Linked DNA regions of Homo sapiens: region 1 is linked to region 2. The links are chromatin contacts, found by Hi-C in ENCODE. All regions are on one chromosome and are shown on one strand. The core of a region is the stretch at or near the end of the contact, and the rest is flanking DNA. Distances in the headings are between cores, read along the strand shown. Region 1 has its middle 17 kb from the start of LINC02771. Region 2 overlaps LINC02608 (long intergenic non-protein coding RNA 2608).

Evidence for each region. Hi-C counts contacts between places; a loop is a spot of excess contacts on that map. Pooled maps may share reads with other maps.
Region 1: a loop to region 2 is called in a pooled map, with 3 times the contacts of the local background. The contact joins two enhancer-like sites. A Hi-C loop is called at or near these places in 2 of 168 maps with a recorded cell type or tissue (ascending aorta and cardiac septum) and 5 of 50 pooled maps.

Annotation. Positions count from the first base shown.
Region 1 is chr1:212,454,454-212,457,860 of GRCh38, reverse strand. No RefSeq gene overlaps it. Among named protein-coding and RNA genes, the nearest start is that of LINC02771, 17 kb to the left of the region's middle. Within about 2 kb of position 1,825, at least 4 of the 41 ENCODE cell types and tissues checked have a DNase peak (open chromatin) inside an H3K27ac peak, as active enhancers do.
Region 2 is chr1:212,237,083-212,240,559 of GRCh38, reverse strand. It overlaps LINC02608 (long intergenic non-protein coding RNA 2608), which reads left to right. Exons shown (of 4, transcript NR_125984.1): 2 at 1,584-1,653. Among named protein-coding and RNA genes, the nearest start is that of LINC02608, 46 kb to the left of the region's middle. Within about 2 kb of position 1,764, at least 9 of the 41 ENCODE cell types and tissues checked have a DNase peak (open chromatin) inside an H3K27ac peak, as active enhancers do.

The DNA of each region.
Region 1 (3,407 bases), core at 576-3,075, 220 kb before region 2:
AAGAAGGACTAGAGTGACCAGGAGCTGAAGCCTGAGCCTGCTCTCATGCACACATGTGTGCACGCACACTTGCCTATGCTCACAGGTATACACCTACACATGGACCACAAGCGCCCTCTCCACAGATTTGATTGTGGGTCCTACGCTTTGGGTGTCACGCAAAGTCAGCAAACCTCAAGGCCTTGACTACAGAGACTTTTCTGATTCTGAAACTCCGGCCTCAAACATCACCCATCATCGTCCCATCCCCAAACAGCCACCAGTTTGAGTCCTTTCTGTAAAAAGGAAGCTCAGAGTTCTCCATCTCTGGAGAGATACCTGGGCTTTCAGGGAGAAAATGTCAACAGCAGCCACCCCATGTCTCCTGGAGGGGACTCCAGTAGAGGCCCAGGGAAAAGCAAGCTCTGCACCAAACTGCCCAGTGTGTAGTGAACACAACAGAGCTCATTTACCAACAGGAGGCACACACTAAACACATTCTTCTGGTCTCTGCTTAATCCCAGCTCATTCTGTCTTATTAGGTCCCTCTGCTCTCCTATTGTTTTCCACCACTGTGCATTGCTGTGTCGTTCAGAGCATGTGTCACAGTGTGCTTTTTTTTTTTCCAAAATGTGCTGTCTGTCTATCTCCTCCTCTAGATTGCCAACTCACAAGAGTGGGGCCATGCCAGCTTCTTCCACCCCTGCAGACTCAGGGCCTGGCACATCATAAGTCTCAAGTGTTTGTCAAATGAATCTATTAAAAAATAGAAAATGGCTCTAGAGGCATTGAGATAAATGGACAGGTGATGGATCTGTAGATTGGGGTGTATGCGACATAACGAACTCTGAGGAATGTTGTGGAAGGCAATTGCTCTCCTGTCCTACAAACCATCTCCAGATAAAGAGGACAGCAGGCAGGATGACTGCTCTGCCATCATGGTGTTTCTGCTGTGCTTGTGACTCTGTTCAGCCCTGTACATCCATGGAGATTAGGGCCTGAACCCAGGCTTCTCCCCTCATCCCAACTTCACCTCTGCTTCTTGGAAGGCATGGGGCTCATTGAGTGTTATAGCTGGTGGGACCCTATAGATTACAAAGGTGGCTCCACATCACCATCACCTGGGGAACATTTAAAAACATCAGTGTCTGGACACTACCACTAGTTTCCGATTCTTTGAGTTCCACAGTTCAGTGTAGCATAGTGGATGCCCAGAAACATGAACTCAAGTCCTAACTCTGCCACATACTGTATGATCTTGGCCAAGTTACTTGACTTCTCTCTGCCTCGATTTCTGGAGATGACAGCAGTATCAATCTCACAGGCTTGTTGTGAGGATCAAAGTCAACAATGTATGTGAAGCTCTTGGTGCAATGTCTGGCTCAGAGTAAATACTGAATAAAATGTAGCTATTATTGAAATTATTATCTCACAGCTACTTAGCGGCTGGCGTGGGATGAGCCTCCTGATCCTGGATCCAGTGTTCTTTCCAACACGTCACTCTGAATGTGCACACAGCCTGAGGTCAGACTCGGCAAGGCAAACATATAGTTGCTCTCCCTGGGACCCTTTAATTAAACCGTATGGAACAGAGAACTGCCCCTGAGAACCAACAGCAGATCTGACCCCTGGGAAGCAGAGAGCTGGAGAACACAGGAGTTCGGCAGTGCAGCTTTCAGGTCCTTTGGGAAGCCATTTGGCTGCTTCTGTTAGCATTTCATTATGGAAATACTGGGAACCAAAAATAGAAGTTCTTGAGGGAGCTTAATCCTCTGGGCTTTACAAAACAGCTGCTGGAGAGTTCCCGGAATTGACCACCAGGGGGCACTGTCGTCCCATGCAGGCAGCTGCTGGTGGGTCGGACCAGGACAGAAGTGTCCAAGAAAAAACCAACACCCTTCAGCAAGCTCCTACCCCAAGCCTGCCTTGCTGGGGACTCTGTGGCTGGGATCCCTGTGGATCTCCACAGCTCCTGGTCCTAGAGAAACCACTTTGCAACTCAGCCCACTGCTCTCCTCTTTGGGGACCCTTAAGAGCAGAGCAGGTTCCTGCATTTATTTTAATCGATCCTTCCTCCCACCTCACCCCAAAACCAGGACCTAGGGCAGTGCTGGACATATAATAAGCAAGAAATATGCATCTCCTTTGTTGATTAATGGATATGTGAAATCAGGTGCAATTGTTAAATTGTGGGACGTATCAAATAACAAAATTTCAATAAATTGAGCTGTAAAGGTCTAGTTTGCCTTTATTAGCAATTCATGAACTGGGCAGTATCCAGTCTACAAAATAAAAAGGAACTCCCATGAGCTGAGCTAAGGGCTGAGCTTATAGGCAGAAAAGGCTGAAGAAAGCCAAAACAAGAAATAAGATGCAGATTGGCCGTTTCAAAGTTACTTTCCTTATTGAGGATCTTGTTAGCCTAATGGGATATGACTATCAACTCTCTCCTGATTTCTCAGAAGCTCAGATCCAAGTAAACAGCTTCGTTTTTGGTTTCGTGGTGCGGAACCTTAGTGTGAGTGACTCCATTTTGGATGGGTCTGTTGGACCCTAATGCAGGAGGTCAGTCCAAATAATGGCCTCCCATACATTTTGTTTAACAGAAGGAAACTGCTTGATCTTTGAAGGAATGGCAGAGAGAGTGCAGTGGTGTGAATCAGACAGAGGTTATGAGTGACAGTTAAGGGGAGGGTCATGGATAAACGGGAAAGGGGAAGAAGTGAGAGGGCTCAGGCAGGAAGGCAACAGATGTATTTCAGGGATCCTGAGTAGTAAGAGATTCCTCAATGTGGAGGCCAAATCCAGAAATATGGGGGAGATTAGACAAGGGAGTCCCAGCCACAGCTCACATGGCCTCCAGGTGGGCATCACCGGCCACCACAGCCACTATGACCTCTCCTATCTTTGGGGTGGCTTGCAGCTGCCACCAGCAGGCTCTGAGCTCCCACAGGTGGGCCTGGGTCCCACGACCTCCCTCTGGGTGATGCCATGGGGCTTAGTACCCTGAGCCTGTATCACACATCCTTAGTCCGAGAGAGCCTCTCTCAAATGACAGCAGGTCTTGTTCACCACAGAATTCTGTGAAGACTAGAGCACAAGAAATACTTGTTAACTAAAGGATTAAACTATGTGTTAAAAAAAAAAAAAAAAAAAAAAAGCAAAACAAGGCCAGGTGTAGTGGCACATGCCTACAATCCCAGCACTTTGGCAGGCCGAGGCAGGAGGATTACTTGAGATCAGGAGTTCAAGACCACCCTGGCCAACATAGTGAAACTCTGTCTTTACTAAAAGTAAAAAAATTAGCCGGGTGTGGTGGCAGGTGCCTGTAATCCCAGCTACTTGGGAGGCTGAGGCAGGAGAATCACTTGAACCCAGGAGGCAGAGGTTGCAGTTTGCACCATTGCACTCCAGCCTGGGAGACAGAG
Region 2 (3,477 bases), core at 515-3,014:
AAATTCTCTGGACTGTGTCCAAGGACCTGGATTCCAACCAAAGTTTTGCTACCGAGCACTTATAGAACTAGCTAAGCCTCTCAGTCCAGTTTCCTCATCTGTTAAATAAGGAATTGGGCTAGATGATCCCTAAAATCTCTTCCAGCTCTCGTATGCCATGGCTCTAAGGTAAATTACTAGCCTAGAATCATTCTCCACAATGAATACTATCTGCTTTCCACCAAAAACAAGGGGGAAAAAGGGAGAAAGAACAAGAAATTCAGATATTTTGTTTTCTCATATTTAAGGTGAGATGATTCTTTTTATAAAATTAAGATTATTTCTAACATCATTAGATCTTCTAAAAATAACAGGTTTATTAAATAAGAAATGTATATTTACTGTAGAAAAATGTAAATACACATAAGCAAAAAGAACTTAAATAACCTAAAATCCTTCCTATCAGAGACAGCCTCCATTAATATGTTGATGTATAAATGAAAATGTTTTTCTATACACACATATACATTTTTTCCTTCTGAAAATAGGATCAGACTATTCATTCTGTTTTTCAAGTGGATCCTGACATTTAGCAACATACTGAAAAAAATCTTTCTATGTTAATAAGTATACTTATATAGCATTGATTTCAACAGTTATATGGTAATCTGTTGTTTAGGTACATCCCCTATGGCTGGATAGTTACATTTATTTTTCACTATTAACAGTCTTATAAATATACTATGTGCAAACATGTATGTTTTTTAAGGCTTCTGAGTGCACAGCCAGCAGCAATACAGCATAAGTAGGGAGGAAGGAGCTGTCACATCCTTCTTTATAGATGCATGCACTAGGCAAGCTCCTCCTAACAATCAGATGGTTACGGGGAACCATTTGATTCCCCTATGCCATGTGACTACCACCATCCTGGTCACAACTGATTGGATTAGCATCCTTTTCTCCCCTAAAAGCAACCATCTGGGAGTGGCCCAAAGCCTATGAGGGGGCAGGAGACCCCTTCCCTGAGAGGGATTCCTACCTTGGGTGGTGGGTGGACAAACTGAGCAGATTCTCCCTCAAGTTACTGAACACAACACACACAAGAGGCCTTTAGTCAGCAAGGGCAGGAGCAGGCAACAGTGGATTCCCCACAACGTCAGAGAGGAAGGAGTCCTATCCAGTGTGGTTCCCAGAGCCGCCCTCCCTGGCTCCGGCTAGTTTAACCTGGAGGGTGAAGGGACAGCCTCCAGAGCCAGAGAACCTGGCTTTGGATCCTGGTTCCATCACTTCTTACCTAGAGGATCTCTGGTTAGTCCCTTTGCCTGTCTGACCCTGAGTTTCCTCATCTGAAAATGAGGAGATTAACACCTACTACAAAAGGTCACTGTGAAAACTAAACAAAATAATATATTAAAAAGCCTTTAGAAGAATGCCTGGTATAGAATAGGTAGTATTATGCCTCTGCTGGGAAGGTTTGTTTTACCTAGAACCACAGGAGTTTAAGGAGTGCTATAGGTCACTGATACCTGCAAGGACAAACTGGTGACTTCGGATACCCTGTTATTATTAGTTTACTCTTTAAGTGTTTTCGTCTCCTCCACCAGCTTGGCGAACTCCTTGAGGACATGGGCTTTGTTTTCTGTTCCATTTTACCCTCCACTGTGCCTTCGCAGGGTAAGCTCCTAATCTGTGATTGATTCTGCTGATTAGTGAGATTGTCTTTTCCTTGTTGAGCCAGCACAGCCAGTTTGAACCAGTGTAGTGGGCAGCTGGCCCGGCAGCCTAGCTCTCCTCCCTCCATGACAGCCTTCCAGAAGTAACTCTCCCTGGAAGGCAGGCAGAGCACAGCAGCCCTCAGCAGCAAGTGGAAGCTTTGTGTTCAACGCAGAGCCAGCCAAACTCTTGGGACTGGAAGTTGTCACCTATTGCAGTTTGCAGGCTTGAAAAAACATCCCCATCGAAGCTAACCCAGAACCTCCTACAGCATGTGCCAGGGCTGACAAAATGTAGAGGTGCAAGTCTGTTTTAGGGACTGCTTCCTTCAGGAAAGCCTGCTTCCTGAGAAGGCCTGAAGGACACGCCGTGGCTTCCCTCTCTGGTGTGTCCTGAGGCTAGAACCCCAAATAAAGGGAATGAAGTCATGAGGTCAGTGAAAGTTGTTGGTCCTTCTCACCGATTCAGTCCCTCCTGAACTTGCCTGCTGGCCTACCTAGGCCACCAAACATGGGCCTTGAATGCCTAATTGCCCAGCAGCTACCAAGACACGGTTTCACATAAGCTGGAGAGAGGCTCAGCTAAACAGGACAACTAGAGAGGAAGGAGATCCTGAGTAGCAGCAGCAAGTTTGGAGCTAAAGGTGTCAGAGCACAGGGATTCAAACTTTTTTTTTTTTTTTTAACATTCCTCTGTGCCAGGTATTAGACTGGGTGTGTTGCATAATAATATGCATAATAATAATATTAAAAGCTAAAACATAGTACACACCATCTGCCAATTACTATGCCAAGCATTTTACACATATTAACTCATTTAATCATTACCAAAAACCATTGAAGTAGGTAGTATTATTATCTCTATTTTACAGATAAAAAAACTGAGGCACAGTAATTTGTTTAAGGTCTCACAGCTACTAAATGGCACACCTGGACATGCACATAATTCTACTGTTATAATTTGAAACTGTCCCCTTTGAAACTCATGTTGAAACTCACTCTCCAGTGAAACAGTATCAGGAGGTGGGGCCTTTCAGAGGTGACTGAGTCATGAGGGCTCTGCCCTCATGATTGGATTGACTAGTCCATTCCTGGGTTAATGGATAATAGGTTATCATTGTGTGAGTGGGTTAGTTATCACAAGAGTGTGTCTGTTATAAAAAGCCAGGTTGGTTCTCTCTCATGAGCCCCCTCACCATGTGATGTCCCAAGCTGCCTTGGGACTCTGCAGAGGGTCCCCATAAGAGGAAGGCCCCGACTAGATGGAATCCTTTGTCCCTGGACTTCTCAGCCTCCAGAACTGTAAGAAATAAATTCCTTTTTTCTGCCTCAGCCTCCCAAGTAGCTGGGACTACAAGCTCCTGCCACCACACCCGGCTAATTTTTTGTATTTTTAGTAGAGATGGGGTTTCACCATGTTAGCCAGGATGGTCTTGATCTCCTGACCTCGTGATCCGCCTACCTCGGCCTCCCAAAGTGCTGGGATTACAGGCGTGAGCCACTGCGCCCAGCCAAATAAATTCCTTTAAAAAAAAAAGTACCTAGTCTCAGGGATTTAGTTATTGCAACAGAAAGCAGACTAAGACACCTACTGGAAAGCTTTTCAATTAAAGTCTAATATGATCATCTACACATGTATACATTTAATTCTCATAGTAAGTCTATAAGCTACGTTAATGTGGTCTCATTTTACAGATGAGAAAACTGATGGTCAGAGAGGTTAAATATGTTCAAGTTCCATAAGTAACAAGTGGTGAATATCATGCCAGTCCTGTGTGGCTCCACC